2 separate regions of the Mus musculus genome follow, and region 1 is linked to region 2. A link is a loop called in an ENCODE intact Hi-C map of the cell type or tissue named here. Cell type or tissue: heart. All regions are shown on one strand. Each heading gives the region's core, and the rest is flanking DNA. Links, peaks and the distances in the headings are about the cores only.

Region 1 (10,445 bases), core at 2,628-7,627, 72 kb before region 2:
GAAGGTCTGTGGGCTAGGTAGGTGTGGGTGATTCAAACTCAAGGCTGACTTAGAAACTATCCTTTCAAATAACCTCTCATTGATAAAAATGTTCTGGAAGATGGGCTCCTCTCATAGGACTAGTACACAGAGAGTGAAGGCATTTTTTTTTCTCAAAGGCTGCATGAGATGAAAGAATTCAGCTATAGTTTCCACGAGAAAACAAAGTTCCTTATAGATACAAGTAAGGATACTAGCTCTGTGGATGTGCTTCTTGGCTGCAAGAGGGCTCACTAGGCAAAGTTTGGGTTCCCTTGTCAAATATCTGCATAGTAAGTACCCAAACAATCTTCAGTTATCTATGTTATGGTGTAAACATTGCACACCAAAAAGAAGAGTGTGCATTGGTGATAACTTAGAGGACGTCCTGGTCTTAGTGACATCTAGAAAGAAGTCTGTACTCCTAATTAGCAGGAATACCCATCAAACTATATCATTTGCCTCAAAATCCCTCCTCATGGACCCAGCCAGAGTCACTGCATTTACTTTCCCTAATATGTTTAATTTTCATCTCTTTCTGTTCTTACTCTTTGTTATCAGTTATTTTCCTCTCACAAGTTTCCTTTCTTGTCTAGATTGTAATATTCTTAAAGTTTGCTGCTTCTCATGGTATATGTTGCGATTGACTGAGTTAAAGGTGGTGAGTATGCCTCTGTACAGAAACTGAGAAGTTAAAATAAGGATGCAAAAATACCTAGGTTTCTGTAAAAATTGGTCATTCATCATTTTATTGGTTAACTTCTTTTTCCATTTGGAGGTTGAACCCAGAGCTTTGCACATGCCAGGCAAATATTCTACACCTAAGGTTTTTAAAACAGGGGTTCAATAAGCAGCCCAGGTAGATCCTAACTTATTTTTTCAGTCTTATTTTCCATTGGTGTTTCCATGCCTGGCATATCCTACTGGTCTACTTGCCTCCCATTTCCTCTTCTTGCTCTTTTTGTAAATGCAGATTCCTGAGGTTACTGTATCTTTTCCTGTCCTTCATTTCTTTGTACCACATTTGTTCTTGTCTTTCAAGGCTAAATACTACTTTCTCTATGAAACCTTCCATGAATCTTCCTCTTTAGTACTGACATAATTTCTGATCTTAAGTATCTATAGCATTTACATTTGTATGCTGTCTGGAGTGAAGAGACACTTTATCATCCTGTTTCCCATTAGTTCTTCTGCATGGCTTTTGTGTTCTCTATGCTTGCCAATTGAGTAATATTGTTATATAGGGAAGAGTAGAATGTTTTCTCATTTGGCTAAGCAGGAAGAAGAAAATGAAGATATATTCTTAATGGTTTAGTTTTGTCAAGATGTAAGCTCCCCTAAAAAGATTAAGTTTTGGTATTGTAACTAAGACACAGCATGAGCTAGAACTCTACTCTCAAATCCATATATTTAGTCTTTTTCCTTGATGACTATCAGGAAGATTAGAATGCAGTAAGTTATTTTTTCTTCTTTTGTTATACTGGGCCCTGAACCCAGACTTGCCCATATAATAGGCAAATGCTTTACTACTGAGTTATAGTTTCCTTACTTTTCTAAGCAGGGGGGATAAAGAAGAAAGAAAAATATTTGCCCCTCCTTCTCTAGGAAGATAAATTTCTGAACTACATGCTTTCCTCTCCCTTTCCCTTTCTGTATTCTGGGACACCTTGACCTCAACAGCATCACTTCATAGACATGGTTACTGGGAGGCACAGGATCCAAACATGCTTTATTTTACTTTGACTTAGAGATGGTCCAGGAAAGCTGCTTCTTATTTTGTCTCTAGAAAACATAAGCTTCTGTTGCTGCCAAGCTGTAAGTCAAGTAGGTGTTTTTTGTTACTCCATGCAATTACCCATGAAAGAGCAAATGGACAAAATATTTGCGTGAACAACAACCATTCTCAGGAGTAAGTCAGTGTCTTAACTCTCCAGATGGGTGACATGAGTCCTGTTGCCTCAGGGCATATCCCTTAATTTCACAATCTTTCAAGAAAGTCTTTAGACAGATTTTGTGTGCAAGGACACAGTTCTGCTGTTTCTTTTTGACCTTCAAACTTGGCTTTCATTTTTGTTATGCTTAATGAGCAGCCTTCTCATACTACTCTAAAGTATAATACATTTCAAACAAAAGTATAATTGATTTCATGCAAGAGTAAAATGACTTCTCTAATCAAATAGGCTCTATTTGGGAGTATGGAAGTAAGTCAGAAAGATCAGATTATGAAATCAAGCACCAGGACTATATGTTTTGCCTTTTTGGATATTATGCTGTTTTCTGGGGAAAAGAAACTTCTACTAGAAATGTTGGGGATGGCTGGGCAGTGGTGGAGCACGCCTTTAATCCCAGCACTTGGGAGGCAGAGGCAAGTGGATTTCTGAGTTCGAGGCCAGCCTGGTCTACAGAGTGAGTTCCAGGACAGCCAGGGCTACACAGAGAAACCCTGTGTCCAAAAACAAAACAATACAAAACAAACAAACAAAAATGCTGGGGAGGTCTGGGGTATGACTGGGTGGTAGAGAGTTTGCTTAGCTTGAGAAGTCCCAGATTCAAATCCTAGTACAAGCGGAAAAAAAAAAGTAAGCAAAATCAAATTTATGCCATAATTGTTTTTAAAAGCCTGGATGTAAAGTTCAATAGAGGTTGGGGGTATAGCCCAGTGGTAGCATGCTTGCTTATCATGTATAAGACGCTGGGTTCAATTCCCAAAGAGAATAAAAAACAAAACAACAAAAGGAACCTGAGCTCATGTTGCACCTCCTCAGTATTGAAACTGGTTAATATTAACCGACCTCTGAGTCTTTGGTAATGATTACACTAGATACTACACATGATCTCTTTTAATTCTCTGAACAGTTCTGTAAAGTACAAGAGTTTTCTTTCTTTTCCTTTCTCTCCTTTTCTTTCTCTTTTCTTTTCTTTTCTTTTCTCTTCTTTTTCTTCTTTTTCTGTTTTGGATAGGGCTTTACTGTGCAGTGGTGGTTGACATAGAACTTACATTGATCCTCCTCCCTCTGCTTCCTGAGAGATAGGATTATAGGCATGTGCCACCATGTACTCAAAATTCTTAAAGAAGAGTAATTAAGAGCGGAAGATACATCTCGGTAATGTAATACTTGTCTAAATACATGAAGATACATCCCAGTAATGTAATACTTGTCTAAATACATGAAGCTGTGAATTCCAAGCCCACCTCTGAAAGCTTTTGGGAGAAATATGGCCCAGATACCAAAGTAATATATGGACAATTATTAGGAAGAGTGGGTATTGAATGCAGAAGGTCTAAAGCTCTGTGGCCACACTTAATCTAAACTAATTATCTCTCTTCCTGATCTTCCAGGTCTATACTAAACATCAACACATTTCAACAACTCATGGTGGGCCAGGCATGACACTGATGAGAGTCATGCTAAAGAGTAACTCAGAGAAATGTATTCTGATAAGTATTGAGGCAATGTGACAACATCTCATAGACTCTCTAGAGCTTAGTAGCTTTGTCAGTATTTTCAAGAGACACTTAACCACAAATTTTCAATGACTTCTTGTTTTAGGTTAATATCATATATGCCAGCCCTTCCTCACTGGTTTGTGTAAACCACAGCATAGTACAAACTAACTTGGGAATTATACAGTTCCTCTCCCATCTGTGAGCCAACATCCAGAGATAAAAATCATCCTGAAATATTACAGGGGAGAAAGCCATTTTGAAATAATCGTCATTTCCCATTTGACAGTAAAAGAAAATGGACATAATGATCTGCTTATGAATACAGTCAGCGAGAGACTGGGTGGGCGAGAACACATCTTTTCTGTCTCTTGGCCCAGCATCCTTTGAGCTGTGTGATGCTGTTACTATATTGATATAATATGTTGAAAAAAGAGACTTTTATCCCAAGCCAATTTTTATAGATCAAGATGTATTTGGTCTTAATTAATATATACGAGTCACATCAAATTTCAATAGTCTCATGCAAGAAACCATTTACCAGATGGCAGATTGTGACAGAATAAAATGCAGAAGAACTCTGCAACAGAATTTTTCCTGCTACAGTTTGAATGTGAAATGTATTCCACAGGATTGCATGTTGAAGGACTTGGTACCCAGCTAGCATGCACTATTTTGGAACCTTTAAGAGGTAGAGCCTACCTGAAGGAAGTGGGCTACTGAGGGGTGGGCCTTGAGGGTTTTAGCCCAGCCCTACTTCATCCTCCACTTTCCTGTTCCTTAGAGGGGTAAAGACTTGAGGAGTCTGAGCTGGCTGCTGTCATTTCTAGGCTTAGTGGTAGCTTCTTAAACCAGGACCCCAGTAAACCTTTCATTTCAGGTCATTTCTTGTTAGACATTTGGTCACAGTGAAGGAAAAGGTAAGCACTACACTAACAAAAATAATAACCTCCAATTAGTGGGAAGGTTAAAGGAATGGTTAACTTTTATCATAAACATTGTGGTGGCCTGAGTTTTTACATAATAAGTACAGATAAACCACATCTTATCTGTTATTTTTGTAGGTTGCTGTTCTGAACATTAACAATAAAGGATGGAGCAGTGTTATGTCTGATGCCTGAATTCAAATTCTGCCTTGGAGGTCTTAGTCCACCCTCACTCTATAGCTAGTTTCATCATCTGTAAAATAATGCTACCTCATTCTGTTCTGAAGACTAATGAGATAATATATGAAAAACACCTAGGATATGTATGAAGCTCTAAATACATAATAGTTGTCTTTTTTTTTAATATAGAGAGAGTAACCAGAGTCCCATGGTCTTGTAAAAGGTGGCTAAAAGCCTCCAATGCGGCCTCTGGGGGACAGGAAGAGGAAGAAACAGCAGCAGAGTCCTATTGTTCAAACTGGACTATGAGTAAAACAGATGTCCTGTTTTAAAAACCTCTGGAAAAGGAGAGTGCCTGGCTTCTCAAAGTTACTCACTCAGTGCTTAATTGCTCTTTTGTGGCCTGGAAAGTCTGTTTTATCTGGCATCTCCCCAACTGTATTATACATATGCTAATGAGGTTCCATTAAAAATCATTACACAGAAAAATATCAGGTAGTCAAGTAAATTCCGGAAGTGCTAGGTTAGGCAAGGTTGAACATGTTGACTGCAAGACTTAGACACATGATTCACACGCAGGGAAAGGAAACATGCAGTGTGACCGCTTACTATTTGAAGAGAAACTGCTTATGAAACCACAATATACTGATGTTGAAGTCTGTAACTATCCCTTTTAAAGTTATGACAATGTAACCATGGACAACTGACTTAACTCCAAATTACTGGAAACTGCATTGTGAAGGTGAGAGGAGAAAGAAGTGTGTTTGGGAGAAAGAACGAGGTGGTAAAAGGGTTGAATGCTTATGTTCTATGGTTAGAGTTAACAGATGGTGAACACAGTAGACAAAGTTGCAGCCAAGCATGTGATTCTCAAGTCACGGAGGTGAGAGTCAGAAGAGGGTCCTGGAGTAAAGTATCAGTGCCTTTGAAAGGGAATTATTGAGACACTGAGGCGCTACCTTTTTTTTTTTTTACTAAAGTTTTTATACTACCTGACTTTTACAAGATGATTATGTGTTTGGTTATGTTAAAAATTAAGTTGAATATACTTTGTTTTTAACTCTACCATTGTACTCTAGCCCAACCCCATAAATACCTTTTAACTGTAATATTTTTTAATGAGTTAATCTACCAAGTGGGAATAAATCTGTTTCTTGCATACACTTTGTGTTATTAAACAGGAATGATCAGGTAATAATATGGAAAAGTAGAAAAGATACACTGAAATAAAAGAAAAATATTTAACCAACAGATGCTTCTCTCTCTCTCTATTTATTTATTTGTAAAAATTGTGGGTATATATGTGTATGTACATCCATGTTCACAGGAGCATGTGTGTGCAGGAGCCTGTGTATGTGCAGAAGCCAGAGTCAGTGCTGGATGTCACCTTCAGGAATATCAGCCACTGTAATTTTGAGACAGGTTCTCTCACTGGATCTTTCTGCTTCCCACCCACCCCTACCCTCCGCCCCTGCCCAGTACTGGGATTATAAATATGTGCTGGCTTTTTAAAAATATGGGTCCTGGGGATTGAACTCAGGTCCTTGTTTATGTTATGCTAGGCAAGCACTTTTACCAACTGAGCCAGCACCCTGTACCAGTTTTCTTTTCTTTTCTTTTCTTTTCTTTTCTTTTCTTTTCTTTTCTTTTCTTTTCTTTTCTTTTCTTTTCTTTTCTTTTCTCTTCTCTCCTCTCCTCTCCTCTCCTCTCCTCTCCTCTCCTCTCCTCTCCTCTCCTCTCCTCTCCTCTCCTCTCCTCTCCTCTTCTCTTCTTTCCTTTTTTTCTTGAGACAGGGTTTCTCTGTGTAGCCCTGGCTGTCCTGGAACTCACTCTGTAGACCAGGCTGGCCTCAAACTCAGAAATCCACCTGCCTCTGCCTCCCAAGTGCTGGGATTAAAGGTGTACATCACCACCACCTGACTATCAATTTTCTTATCTTTGATTAGAATCATGGGCCTTTGTTTTATTAAAAGAGGAAAATGACTCAATTTCATTCATAGAAGCATAATTTAATAATGATAGCTACAATTTTTAATCACTTAAGCAGCAGGCATTATATCTTATGCCCATCATGCATGTACTTTAGTGTATATGATACATGTAACAGAGAATTTATAAGTCCTGCATTTCAACATATCCAAATTTTATTAAAGATATAATATGAAGTTATGTATAATTAATCACCGTTTAATAATGTTAAAAATAGACTTAGGGTTAAGTAAATTGCAGAACATTACACAATTAATTGATATTATTGCAAGAATTTCAATTCATTAGTGGCTTCTCTGACTATAGAAAGGTTTAGAAATAAATTATGTGTGTGCCTTTTGTTTATTCAACATAAGAAAACATATTTTCATCCTGCTGCCTACTTAGGACTATTAAAAACCAAACCCAGTGTTTCTCTGGTTTGATTTGGCAAAAGATAAAGCATCTAATATCTTTCTCTATATGCACATTTCTTTATAGGAAACTGAAAGACTTATAGTAAATGTTTGAATTCAGATCAACAAAGCCTCAGAGAAGTTGTAACCTTGGCCTCAGCCTCTAGAAGGAAAAGCACACTCATATTTTATCTCTAGAAGTTCAGTTTTTCTTGTATTGGCCACATGTTGTTTAGGTAGCTTGTCGTGTGGTATGGGGAGAAAGAAAAGATGACTGGGTTATACTGACCATCTCTTTTGCTTCCTGACCCTCAGACTCATATCCTTTCCCACTGTGATCAACTTAGCTCAAGCACAGTTTGTGGTTCTTCTGTTAATCTTTATGTTTCCAAAAAGAGATTCTAGGAAAATCTAACTGGAACTAAGGCTAACTGCTGATAACTAGTGCAGTTGAACTGAAATTATTACTTAGTCCAGTATACATTGGTGCAAAGTCAATTTGTGTTTATCCAGAAATGAATGAAAGCACACAATCATATGCTCCAGGGACAATAAAAAGATAGTAAATGGGATGAGGTGTATCTCAGTGGAAGAAGATATTCTAAGTATGTACAAGGCCCTGGTTTAATCTTTAGCACACACATATTTTATGAAGGATATATTATAAACAATTCTATACTACTGAGTCAATAATCTAGATGAAGTGAACTTCTTCCTTGGGCCTATTCCTCAAAACACAGTATGCCAAAATGTATCCAAAAAGAAATATACAATTGAATAGGCTTATTTATGTTTTAAAAATTGAATAAGTAATTAATAACTGTATAAGACAGAAGGTCAAGGTGCACTTACCGGTCAGTTCTACCAGCCATCCAAGGCATAAATTATACCAGTTCTTTGTTGGTAGAAACAGATATAATAATTCTTGATGAGAAGAATTGGGGAAGGAATGGGGGTAAGTATAATCTAGATACATTGTATGACATTCACTAAGAGTTAATAAACTATTACAAAGGAAAAAGATAATTCTTGATGCTATGAGGCCAGAATTATCTTAATATCAAAACAAGATAAAGCCATTACAGGGGATAAGGCCTTGGTCATGAATATAGACACAAAAATTCCTAACAAAATATTAAGAAATTGAATCTAACTATGTATAAGAATGTATATAGAAGGTGTAGTGTCACGTGCTTTTAATCCTAGCACTTGGGAGACAGATCTCTGAGTTTGAGGCCTGCGTGATCTACATAGAGAGTTCCAGGACAGTCAGGGCTGCACAGACAGATCCTCAAACAAACAAATGAGCAAACAAAAATCCTATACACTATTTATCCGAACTATGCATGAAATTTCTCATTGATAATAAAAGAGAAACAAAAGAAAAGAATGTGGTGGTGATTTCTTTAGATATAGTAAAACAGTATGATCTATGAAAGATAAATTGACCTTTATTAAAATTTAAGTTGTCTGCTCTGTACAAAACTATTTCAATTAAATATTTGTTAAAAGAAAAAGAAAAGAAAAACACATTTGATGCCAGGTATGGTGGTCTACACCTTTAATATCCTAGCACTCGGGAGACAGAGGCAGATGGATCTCTGTGAGTTCAAGGCCATCCTGGTCTACAGAGCGAGTCTAGGACAGCCAGGACTCTACTACACAGATAAACCCTGTCTCAAACAACAACAACAACAACAACAACAACAAAACAAAAACAAAACCACAAACCCAAAACAAATAAAACCAGCATCTGATAAAGGTTTTCTTCAAAATACACAAAGATCTCTTAAGAAAATGAACAACTTGATATAAAAATAGGATAAAGACTTGAGCAAGAAGATCTCCAACCTCATAAATCATTAGAAAACCTTCAAACACTGACAACACCAGAAGGTGGTGAGGCTGTAGAGTGACAGGAATACTCCCTCATTACCAGGAGGACTGTGACAGGGTCTGTGACTTTGGAATAGTATAGTAGTTCTTATAAAACAAAACATGGTCCTCCCATACAATCCAGTGGCCACACTCTAAACTGAATGAAAACTTAGATCCATGCAAAAAACTGCACACAGATTCTTATTACAGTTCTATGATTGACAATATTTAGAAGATACAAAGGAATACTTCAGCAGATGAATGTATAAACTGTAATACAGCTGGACAATAAAATAGTTATTTCTGAAAATGAATGCATTATCAAGCCATGAAAGACCAAGGAAGAAGTTTATATCACTTAGGGAAAGAAGCTAATCCAAAAGAGATATATAGAATATAGTTCCAACTATATAAAGATAGAAATCATGCAGACTTTAAAAAAGGAGATTTATTTTAAATCATTTTATATATATTTGTGTGTACCTGAGTGTATCCCCCCTCTCTCGCTATATATAATATATCATATACACATATATCATATGTGTCAGGTGCCCTTGGAGTTCAGAAAGAAGTGTTGGAAGCACAGGAGACCAGTTTGGTTTTAATAAGTCAACAAGTTGACTACTATGTGTTAGGTATTTTGTTGTTTTTTTTTTTTTCTTTCTAGGAATAGAGACTAAAACATGGGTTCTTTCTCAGTGATTACATACTTTGGCTTAGGGAATGCTCCAAAAACAGAAAATAAGAACAGGCTGTCTCTATTAAGGACTAAATTACATGGTGAAGATTATCAGTGTCAGGGGGTTTCACCCTCATTTGACTGTTATTAATGAGGACTGTTCTTTACCAAGCTTTGTTCTGGGTCTCAGAGGATACCTGACCAAGATCTCTTTCTCTTTGGTGCCAAAGATCTAAAGGATGAAGCAGATTATAAGCTATAAACACAACCAGCCAATAAGCTATACAGTTTTGAAAAAAGTGACAAGTGCTTTTTAAATAGGAAACTGGAGAACAGAAGAGGAGAAAGGGTGGAAAAGGCTATTCTTACTGAAAGGTAAGATCTGAGCAAAGGGGCTGGAGAGATGGCTCAGAGGTTAAGAGCACTGACTGCCGCTCTTCCAGAGGTCCTGAGTTGAATTCCCAGCAACCACATGGTGGCTCACAACCATCTGTAATGGGATCTGATGCCTTCTTTTGGTGTGTCTAAAGGGAGCAATGGTGATGTACTCATATGCATAAAATCAATAACTCTTTTATTTTTTAGAGAAATTACTTAAAAAAAATCTGAGCAGAGTTGAGTGACCAAGAGAGACAATCAGAGATATCAGGAAGAAGGGTGCTCATGGAAGAATAGGAGCTGGGGAAGAGACTCTGGGCAGGTCTATGCATGGAGTGTCATGGCACTAGAAAGAATGCCTGTGATGATGCAGCAAAGCCAAGAGATGGACAGAGGAAGAAGGGAACTGTAGAAGTCTACTGGGGTGGGTTAGGCATTACAGAGTTAATTTGGGCTTTTGTTCAATAATGACTAAAGGGTGTTGAGCTAGGGCACTTCTGACTTTTAAACACAATGGATAAGAGGTGAATGGAGAATAGTGTTGGGAGGAAGGGCAG
Region 2 (10,445 bases), core at 3,041-8,040:
AGATTTCTCAGTCACTGTCCTGGTCTCAGGGGGTGCTTGAAACCAGAGCCAAGACTCTTAGGAAGCCCCAACAGTACTTGCTAATAAGAGGGTAGAAGTTAATGAGAATCTGGGCTCCCACTCCCAAAGGGAAACCCACGAAGACACTTACCCCTACTTATAAGCACCAGCTTGAGCCTTCCGTTGCCTCCATAGGCCCAACCTTGCATCTCTGCCTCTACAAGATAGAGCCTGGTAATTCCAGGTCTTGAGTTTGTTTGTTTGTTTGTTTGTTTGTTTGTTTGTTTTGCCAGGGACAATGCAGTTCAAGCCCCACGGCAATTTCCCCAGCAATCACTTGTGCACACACAAGCCTTTTCCCATCCCACTCATCAGGCAAGCACGCAGCTCACCAAGACGCTGCTTGGGATCAGCCCAGGATACCATATCCAGTCCCAGTCCATTTCTTACATAGGGAAGTCTCTTACAATAATCTGTATTAGTTAACCCACAGAGGGTTTCAAATGTGGGGTCATTCATATACTTGTCCAGTTGCTGCCTGCCAATAAGTGGCCTATTAACAGTCACAAGTGACTTGTCAAGCTTTTTAGAAGGCTAATTTGGGTTATTGTTTGTTGCAACAAACAAGCAGTTTTAATGACTAGCACAAGGGATTATTTAGTCTTTTAGGTGTTGGTAATAAACTATGGAGCTGAAGGAGACTACTATGCTTGGAAAAATAAACTTCCCCTGGATAACATATTCAACTCTCTCAAAAGTATGCCATAAAAATCCATAAAGAGCAGAGCTTTATCAAACAAACAAACCAGCCTGCCGCCCTGGAAACTCAGTACAAACACAAAGACCCCTTGTCTGTGAAGGACTCACAAAAACAGAAAAAAAAATATGTTATGCTTGTTTTTGTCTCAAATCATCAGCAATAAAGAATATAATTTGAAGCTGAAAACAGAATATTTCTATAATTTTTTTGAGTTGGCTATAAAACAGCAGACATTTTTATCTTTCTTCACAGTTATCTCGGAGGCGGTAAGAGAGCAAACTAGTGAGCCTTGTGAGCGAGTCAGTGCTGACCTAGATAGCTGGGTAGGCTGTCTTTAGGATCTCAGCTCGGGTAAATTCAGGGCCCAGCTCTTATCGTTTAGGAAATCCAGGCTTGCTGATAAAAGTCTTAAAACCATACCCAAGACAAGCAAATAGAAACAAAGACTCATAACTTTAAGCTTCCCTAACTTTCCATACTTAGAAAGAACATAATAATTGGAGTAGTTAAGCAGCATATGCATCCATGTTCTAAACAGAATATTTGATTAAAATATTGATATGTACGTATAACTGAAGAGAAGTAGTAAGAATAAAGCTAGGTCTTAAGATAATGATTTAAGGATATACCATACCAGTGGTAGATATTATCTTAACATGAACCGTACATTTCGCCAAAGTATGGCCTATTGTGTTTGAGATCTCCTTATAAATGCAGTTGTGCTGGATAATTTATTAAATTTAATATATATAATTTAAAATAGATAATGTATAACTCTCAAAAACCTCCCCCTGTATTGTGAGAAAATTACAAGAAATGAACAAAAACCACCTTAGGGGAAAAAAAATTAATTTTTTTTTTAAAAAACCTCATATGCTATGAAACTAACTAATATATAGTATTTGAGGCTCCCTTGGTATTGAGACCAACATTTAACTGGCCTTGCTTTTTTTTTGGTCAACTTAATTCTGTTTCTAGTGACCTTTGTAAGCAATCATGCCGCTGCCCTTTTTGCTGTATTTAGGCGTTAAGAAAGTGAAGTTAAGTAATGGATAACAGGGAAATTTGCCACAAAAATAAGAAAAACAAGAAAGAAATTCACTTTGACAATTTGTGGGTTGTGCATATGTTTAAAATTACATACTATTGACTTAAATCAAATTGTCTTGACTAGTGTAGTATTTTTTTAAATCTTCTACCAATATTTACTTAGTGGAATCCTATGAAAGCAAAAAAAAAAATTCTTCCAGTATTTTTGCCTCACTTTATGACACAGAGAATATTTCCAAGTCCACATGACAATAAATTTAGCAGAAAGACACAAATTAGAATGGCCAACATGTCTTGCCATACGCACCGGGCACCTACAGACCCTGTGAAAGCTGTGAAAATATTCAGACTTTTGGGTAAATTATTTTAACAAAATTTTTATGTAAGTTTCCTTCTATTAGCAACCACTTCATAATTTGAAAAGTAAGTTAAATACATTGCTGATCCTTATACATGTTTTCACAGTGCCTTTACATATTCCCCACACAGAAGGATCTTGACAAGACTGATGGAATATTCTTTTCAGAGACTTAAAAGTAAAAAAAATCATTTATTTAAATATGTAAAACTTACTAACTGAAATCAGTCACTTGCATAATCCATTTCTACGTCAAAAATTTAAAGTCATGCTTTTCATATATGAATTTTAAATGTCATAGGGATTTTGAAACTAAAGATATGATTTTTTTTAAAGTGTAATTTGCCCTTTTCTGTTAAAGTGATTCTGAAAGATGTAGTGACATGAATGTTAGGAAAACCAGCTCCTTTAAAGGAAATATACTTAATTATTAAAAAATAGTTATCACAAAAAATATCAAAGTAGTCTTAAGTATTGATGTGTATAATGTTTCCAGGTCTTTTAGTTCTAATGTGTTTAGAAGAACTTATAATCTTTGAAATATAAAAGACCGAGGAAACAGCATCAAAAAACTCTTCGGCCTAGAGGCATCAAGAACTTCAGACTTCACCGGCGCCATTGTTCTTCAACAGTTTGAAGAGTTTGAAACTTTTACATATGAAAAAGATTTTTTTCCTTAAAAAGAAAACTGTCAACAATCTTTTCCCTTCTAGTGAGCTGCAAAAGCGTGAGGTGACCACCAGTTGCTCCTTAGATCTTCTCACTGAAGATATAGTTCTCAGCAAATTAAATATGAAGTAGCACTGGAGTGAGCAAATTTACACAAAACACACAGTAAAATAAAAATCGAGGGCTTTATAATATGTTTCACTCCAACTAAGGCATGACACTGAGTTAAAATGTTCATATATTAAAATTAATATTTCGGACATTTACTTTAGAGCAAATGTGGTTGAAGATAAGACAACAGAGAACTTATTTTAAAGTTGAAACCCAATCTTCTGAAATGCTGCTCCAAATGCTCGTAGTATCTATGAGTGCTTCTGTCAAACTTGCAAGAGAACTATCTCTTTGAGTAGTCATAGCGTATATCCGTTCCTACCCTAGCCAGGTTTTAAATCACAGAGCACCTGGAGTTAGTTACATTTTTAGTCAGCAATTGATCACTTAGCTATGGACGACAGGAAGACTCCCACAGAGCACCTGATATCTTTGGAAGACCTGCCCAAGTCCAAGACTAAGTTATTCATTTAATAACTCCAGTTAACAATTTGCTTCGTGCATGATAATAAAGAGTTGACATTACAATAATGAACTCCAAATCAAGAGGCTTTCCAACTGTTAGCTATCCTACAACTTGGTTCATCTGGTTTTGTTTTCAAATGATCATTTAATTTTACATTTTTGTCCTTCATCCTGCTAAAAAGGGACACCTTTTAGCCTCTTCCTCACAGAAAACTTAACTTTTCTTTTTTCCCTTCTGAAATAAATGGCACGACCTCCCCCCTATTAGCATCAGAAGCAAAGCAGATTCTTAACAGTACAAGAACACAGCCAGACCATCCTGATGTGTAAGAACTTGGGGGCAGTTTGGCCACTTCACTACACACACCAACAAAAACGTGATGACGATGGGGCCACTCACCTACTCAATGGGAGTTAAGAAGAATTTAGCGCTGCAGCCTTCAGATCCCCAGCAGAGGTCCAGGCCCCTTCTTGACCTCCTCGCGTCCCTTATATAAAAGCAGCCCAGGCTACTCCCAGTTTCTGCCTCCTCACCTTAGGCTCCTCCCCAATCCCAAGCCATAAAGCACCGGGAGCCACACACCCACCTTCCGCCCCCAGCACGAGGGCTGCCTACTCCCGTGAGCCGGGCCCTGTGCTCGCCCCCTGCTTAGATTGAAGAGGGGCACTGGCGGGGCGGGGCCTTGGCGACAGTGACCCCGCTTTCCTCACACCTGGTGAGCCCCGGGCAGGGGGCCGTGGGCCAAATCGCCTCCGTGATCACGGGCGCATCCTCCTCCCCACCCTCCGACCCCTAGAGCCTCAGGGCGACCGGTGGCTGCTGGCGAGCCCCTCTCTAAATCTGTCACCAGGATCCGCACAATGCGGTCCCCAACGCGGTAGTTCTGGAGACCTGGCTTTCCTGTCAGGGTCTGGAACAGGGGCAACCCTGTTCCGCGCTCACACACATGCCTGCCTGCGCACCCTCTCAGGGAAGCACTGTGGCCCTCCGCACCGTGCCGGTGCCCCTCACGAGGACAGTCACCCTGTCAGTCACACTCGGCTCTCCAGGAGGGTGACCGGTCCTCAGCCGAGACCCCTCACTCTGTCCCTGAGTCCGCGACCCCGCCCCGCTATCACTCTCTCGCTCTTCTCTTGTGTGACTTCTCCTCAGCCCGCGCGATCCCCTCAGACCCAGACTCTGTCACCTTGTCTGTCACATTCGGTCCTGTCAAGAGTTTGCCTTCTCCTCAGCCGGGGTCCCTTGAGTCAAGATTCTGTCACTTGGTCACTCTCCGTCCTGTCGGAGTGTGGCTTTCCAGCCCGTATCCCCTCTAGTCGAGACAGGGTTAGGCTGTCAGTTACGCAGCCCTGTCAGAATGTGACTTCTCATCCCGAGTCCCCTCAGCGGAGACCCAGTCACCTAGCCAGTCAGATCCAGACCCCACAAGCCGAGACCCCCCCTCACCTTGTCTGTCACACAGTCCTGTCAGAACGTGACTTCTCAGCCCGCGTCCCCTCAACCGAGACCCCGTCAGGCTGTTGGTCTCACAGGCTCCTGTCAGAGTGTGACTTCTCCTCAGCCCGTCCCCTCAGCCCGGTCACCTTGTCGTCACACTCGGTCCCCTCAGGCTGCGCGCGACCCAATACCCCAGCGCAGCGCCCCAGGTCTCTTCTTCCGCGTCCCTCCGGCGGGCCGCGTGGCCCGGGGCGACTCTGACCTGAGGCGGCGGCTTGGCGGGTGCTGTGCGTCGGTGAGGCCGACCCGACCCGAGCGCCCCAGGCGGCTGCCGCTCTGAGTGCGACGGGCCCCGCCTGGCCGGCCGCGGACCGGAGGAGCCGAGCCGAGCCACCCGGCCGGACCGGGGGCGGTGCCCAGGGTGAGGCCGGAGGCCCCGCGCCCGCACCCGGAGGCCGGCGCCCACGAGGCCCGCGTGGCCCTCCCGCGCCCGGCGCCGTGCGCTGGTTACCTGGCCGCCTTGCTCCTCACAGCCGCTGGGAGGCGACCCAGGAAGGTCCCGTGTCCCTCAGACCGATGTCCATGTCCATGTCTGTCATGGAGAAGTTTGTTTTTTTCCTAGATGTGCTTTTCATCTCTCTCTCTATATATATACCATATATATTTATATATCATACATAACATATATTTATATATCATATATATGATATATGATATATAATAGATACACACCCATATATATATTTATATGAATTAAGTGAATTTAGGATCTCCCTTTTTTCTTTTTTTCTTTTTATTTTTAATCTCAGTTTTATTTTTATTTTTAATCTCAGAATGTTATGAAGGCGAATGCCTTAATCAACAGACTTTAGTGCTAATCATTTAATTTCCTTTTAAAAAACAATTGTGTGTGTATGCACGTGAACGGAGGGAGAGGTGTGGGCTCCCCTGGAGCTGGAGTTACAGGTGGTTGGTGCTGGGAACCGAACAAGGGTCCTCTGGAAGAACACAAAGTGTTCCTAACCGCTGAGCAATCTCTCCTGCCTTCAAACTATTTGTTAACCTTGTTCACTGGCTTTTTAAAATTCTTTAGCACCATTTCTTACATAGGAGACCTTACACATAGGGTGGAGAGGGCCTGAGAATCTCTTGTTTTTAAGTTAGACTATTGGAGCTTCTTGCCTCGGGAGCCTGAAGCCCACATGATAGACAGTTCCTTTTCTTGCACTCTTTCAGCTCTCACAGTCATGATCTGTCCTAAAGATTCACATTCAGAAAGCTTGCAGTGTCCAGGACACCAAAGGCCGTTCTTTTATCCTTTTCCAATCGTAATGATGAAGACCTTGCTCTATGTTTTGCTCTCCTTTAGGAGGCACTGGCCTCTGGAAATTTATAATTATGCTTCTTGCTCAAGATGCTTCTCCACTCTTAGCATCCTTATCTGTTGGGAGGTAGGGAATTCTTTATTCTTCTGGTACAAACCATCCTCACCAGACATTTGTGAGTATGACATTATAAAGAAAGTTCAGAGCTTGAATCAACAGATTCATGTCCTTCCACATTTTTTTTTTTTTTTTGGTTTTGGTTTTTTGAGACACAGTTTCTCTGTGTAGCCCTGGCTGTCCTGGAACTCACTTTGTAGACCAGGCTGGCCTCAAACTCAGAAATCCTCCTGCCTCTGCCTCCCAAGGGCTGGGATTAAAGGCATGTGCCACCACTGCCCAGCATCCTTCCACTCTTAAGTCCTCAAATAATAAGACACAGGTCAGGTTCATATAGGGACTCTAAAGGCCATGTTACTAACCATGCAAAGACTCCATTTCCATGCCTGTCATTAAGTGGCCATGTTGACTTGGGTCAGCATCCCACACTCAGTGAGAAGTATGTATGTATGAAGTATGTAGTAAGTAAGTAGCCAACTTCTTGCTCACCCAGGAGTTTCAATCTACTTTTGTTTGGTTTTTGTTTTGTGCTTTTGATTAAACTTTTTGAAAAGGTCTTGCTATATCGTCCTGGCTGGCCTTGAACTTATTGTTATTCTCCTAAGGCCAGCCCATCCCTTGTGTCAGTTTAACATCTTTATTGAGATATAATTCATATAATCTAAAATTCAAATACCATATCTTCAAAATCCCCACATTCAGTCTTGGCCTCTTTACAAAATTGTGTCATTATCACCATAACCTAATTTTAGAACATTTTTATCAACCTATAGAGAAACTTCCTCCTCATCCTCCTCATTCTCATTGGCCCTTGGTTCACCATCCATGTACTTTCTGTCTGGATAGACTTTTCTACCCTAGATATTTTCTATAAATGGACTCATACAATACAATGTCTTGTATGATTGGTTTCCTTTGCTTAGCATGATGTTGTCAAAGCCCACCTGGGTTGTAGCTGGCATTATTTCCTTCCTTTGTCTGTTTGTTTGTGATAGTGTCTCTTTATAAAGCCCAGACTAGAATTTGTAATTCTACTGCCTTCAGTGGGTTAGAATTAGAAGCATGCCTGACAGTATTTTATTTTTATATTACAAAATAATATCCTATTGTATGATATAATAAATGTTTGTTCATACAACTATTTAGGCTGGCTTTTTTAAATATTCACATGATTGTATGTGCACATGTGTATGTGTAGGTACATGTAGAGACCAGAGGTTAATACCAGATGTCTTTCTCAATTGCTCTTCACGTTATATTTTATTGTTTGTGTATTTATGTGCACCACATGTGTGGTTGAGTCTGCACATATCAAAAGAGGGCATTTATTCTCTGGTACTGGTGTTATGGGCAATATGAGTTACCACATGAATGCTAGGAACTGGGCTGGGTCCTCTGCAAGAGCACTATGAATTCTTACGTCTTCTTAGTGGTTGAGCCATCTCTTGAATCCTTCATCTTATTTTTATGGCAGAGTCTCTCACTGAACCTGGAGCTCCTTGTCTAGACTATCTGGCAGTAAGGCTCAGGGATTTCTCCTGTCTCTATCCTCCCAATACTGAATTACAAGCTTGTGCACCTATCCCCCAACCTTTTTATGTAGGTCTTGGGGATCAAACTTTCAAAGCAAATACTTTACCAACTGAGCCATAACCCCAGTTCTGCTCCTAGATCTTGTGCATTATAAATCATGCTACTATGAATAGTGATGGGCAATACTATTTGTGTGTGTGTTTTCACTTCATTTCATATATGTGATAACAATATGTCTTTAAGAAATGTAGACATTACCTGTATAAATGAGAAACAGTGTTTTATTTTTCCACTAGCAATGCATGAGGGATCTAATTTCTCCACATACTTGTTAGCACTTTATAATATCTTTAGCTGATCTAGTAGGAGCGAGTGCATCTTTACTGTTTTGATTTGCATATCCCTAATGACTAATTACATTGAACGTCTTTTCATGTAGCCATCGGCCATTTATGAACCTCATTGAAGAGAAAACTATTCATGTTTTTTGTCCATTTTGAGATCACTTTGTTTTTTTAATTTTATATGGAACAGTTATTTATATGTTATGTATACAAGTCTCTTTTGAGATATACAATTTCCAAATGTTTTTACCCATCTATAAGGTGTCTTTTTCTTTAAATCCATTTTGTATATGTGAGTGTGTATGTATGTATGTATGTGTGTATATATATATATATATATATATATATATATATATATATATATATGAATGATAAGAGCTTGTTATGTAGCCATGTAGCCCAGGCTAGCCTCCAACTAGAGATCCTCCTGTCTCAGCTTTCTGAGTCCTGGTGATTACTGGTGTGAGTCACCATGCCCAGGATGTCTGTCCTTTTATTTTCTTAATGAAAAGCATAAGCTTTTTTTTAAAAAAAAAACAAAAAACAAAAAACTTTGATCTATTTTAGTTTTAATTTTACTTAATTTTGGTGTCATATTAAAGATAACTGTAAAAATTCATTATTTGGTTTAATTCTGAGGGTTTTTGGGGGGGTGGCCCTTTAATATAGGTATGTAATCCATTCTGAGATAAGTTTTATATATGATAATAAGGTGAGGGACAATCAGCTTTTATTGACAGAAATTTCCATAATTCACTAACAGCCATGAAGGAGAAATTCCACCACAGAGAACTCATAAAAGGTGCAAAAGTTTAGAGCTGATTTGAATTGTTTCTAAATAATTTGTCTCCTGAATCAAAACTGCTTATTTTCAAAGTGTCTGTGGCTAGTAAGACTTACAAAGACAGTGAGTAAACAATGGAGAAGAAACAGTCTAAACTTTCAAACCTCTGGTCTCGCCATTAGTGGGTTATGAAATCAATTTAGTGGCTTAAAGCCCATACTTTTCAAATCAAATAAAAGAACAGAATAGAAAACACAAACTCTCAGAATGTGGCTCTCATATGAAAGAGAGTGTGGCTTTCGAGCCTTTGTCTGTGTACGTTTGTGTGGAGCACGAGTTGGTGCCACATGGATTTTCTTAACCATAGATGACATTTTTAAAAGGTGGGAAAACACTGTATAAACTGTACTTGGAGGATTCTTTCATTCCACAAACATTTATTGAGCGCTTATTTTGTGCCAGGCCCTGTACTAAGTGTGGGGGATGGTATGGCAAGCAGCACAGAGTCCCCACCCTGCAGCAGTAACACACACTGGGAAAAAACGGTCCATACGGAGGTTCTAGAGTCAAGAGTGTGTCCCTGATTCCGTTTCCCAACCACAAGAATTCCTTCCAAATACTGGTGCTGACTCCCCAGAGCATTAAAAAGAATGCTCATGTTTTTTATTGTTTGTTTTGATTTTTTTCCCCATTGAAGTTCATAACATATTAACTTTTGTCTAAAGAGTGGCACTTTGTCCGCAGGCCCACACTTGCACACTGTGTTTACTATATTGGGAAGGGTCCAGGTTGAGTAGTGGTAGTTGATCTCCATTTACTTTGACTATATTTAAATGGGACAGTCCCTAAGAATTTAAAAATAATGTTACATTACTTTTTACTGGGGGGGGGTAGTGGTTAAAAATAACAAATTACTTTTCTCTCTTTTCCAGGGGTCCTGTAAAATGGCTCTGGCATTAGAGAGAATATTCCACAATGTGGAAGGTGAGCACAGGCATCCTTCCAGAGAGGACTGCTCTGCTCTTTAGAGCTGCTGGCCACAACATTGCCTTTTATCTCTATCTCAGACAACCCTGACCAATCTCCAGCCAGTATCAGTATCAGTTCCAGAGAGACTTAGAAGATCTTCATTCAAAATGAACATCAAAACCAGCTTAACGGGATAAACAAGTTATTCATTCTCTCTCTCTCTCTCTCTCTCTCTCTCTATATATATATATATATATATATACAAACACACACACACTCACTTCCACAAACACATCTACCATTTGAATAATTCTCAACATGTTCCCACATATGAGGTTTGGTTGTGTTTTTTTTGTTTTTTGTTTTTAAATTTATCTATGAATTGTACTTCCCAATTTGACATTGACACCCAGCCTCCCATCTCAAAAACAAACAAAACAAACAACAAAAGGCCACCTGTACTCCCAGTACTCAGAGGGCTGAGGCAGGAAGATTGAGGTTTGAGTCAGGCAGTGCTACACA

What was found. A loop is a pair of places that touch in the nucleus more often than their neighbours do. Peaks named below come from ENCODE experiments on the same cell type or tissue, not always from the same donor. Only the 100,000 strongest peaks of a DNase experiment are listed, where the experiment ranks them.
Region 1: it touches region 2 in a loop (2.8-fold over the local background); 4 of 42 quality-filtered maps call a loop at or near these places.

What each region holds. Positions count from the first base shown.
Region 1 is chr6:115,427,374-115,437,818 of GRCm38, reverse strand. All of the region lies in intron 2 of Pparg (peroxisome proliferator activated receptor gamma), which reads right to left. Among named protein-coding and RNA genes, the nearest start is that of Pparg, 70 kb to the right of the region's middle. In heart, for the core only: a CTCF peak has its summit at 4,829; a DNase peak (open chromatin) is centred at 4,828.
Region 2 is chr6:115,355,786-115,366,230 of GRCm38, reverse strand. It overlaps Pparg (peroxisome proliferator activated receptor gamma), which reads right to left and starts at 3,882. Exons shown (of 8, transcript NM_001308354.1): 1 at 3,814-3,882. In heart, for the core only: CTCF peaks have their summits at 5,169 and 5,397; DNase peaks (open chromatin) are centred at 4,000, 4,420 and 5,200; H3K4me3 peaks cover 1,822 bases; H3K27ac peaks cover 688 bases; H3K27me3 peaks cover 1,909 bases.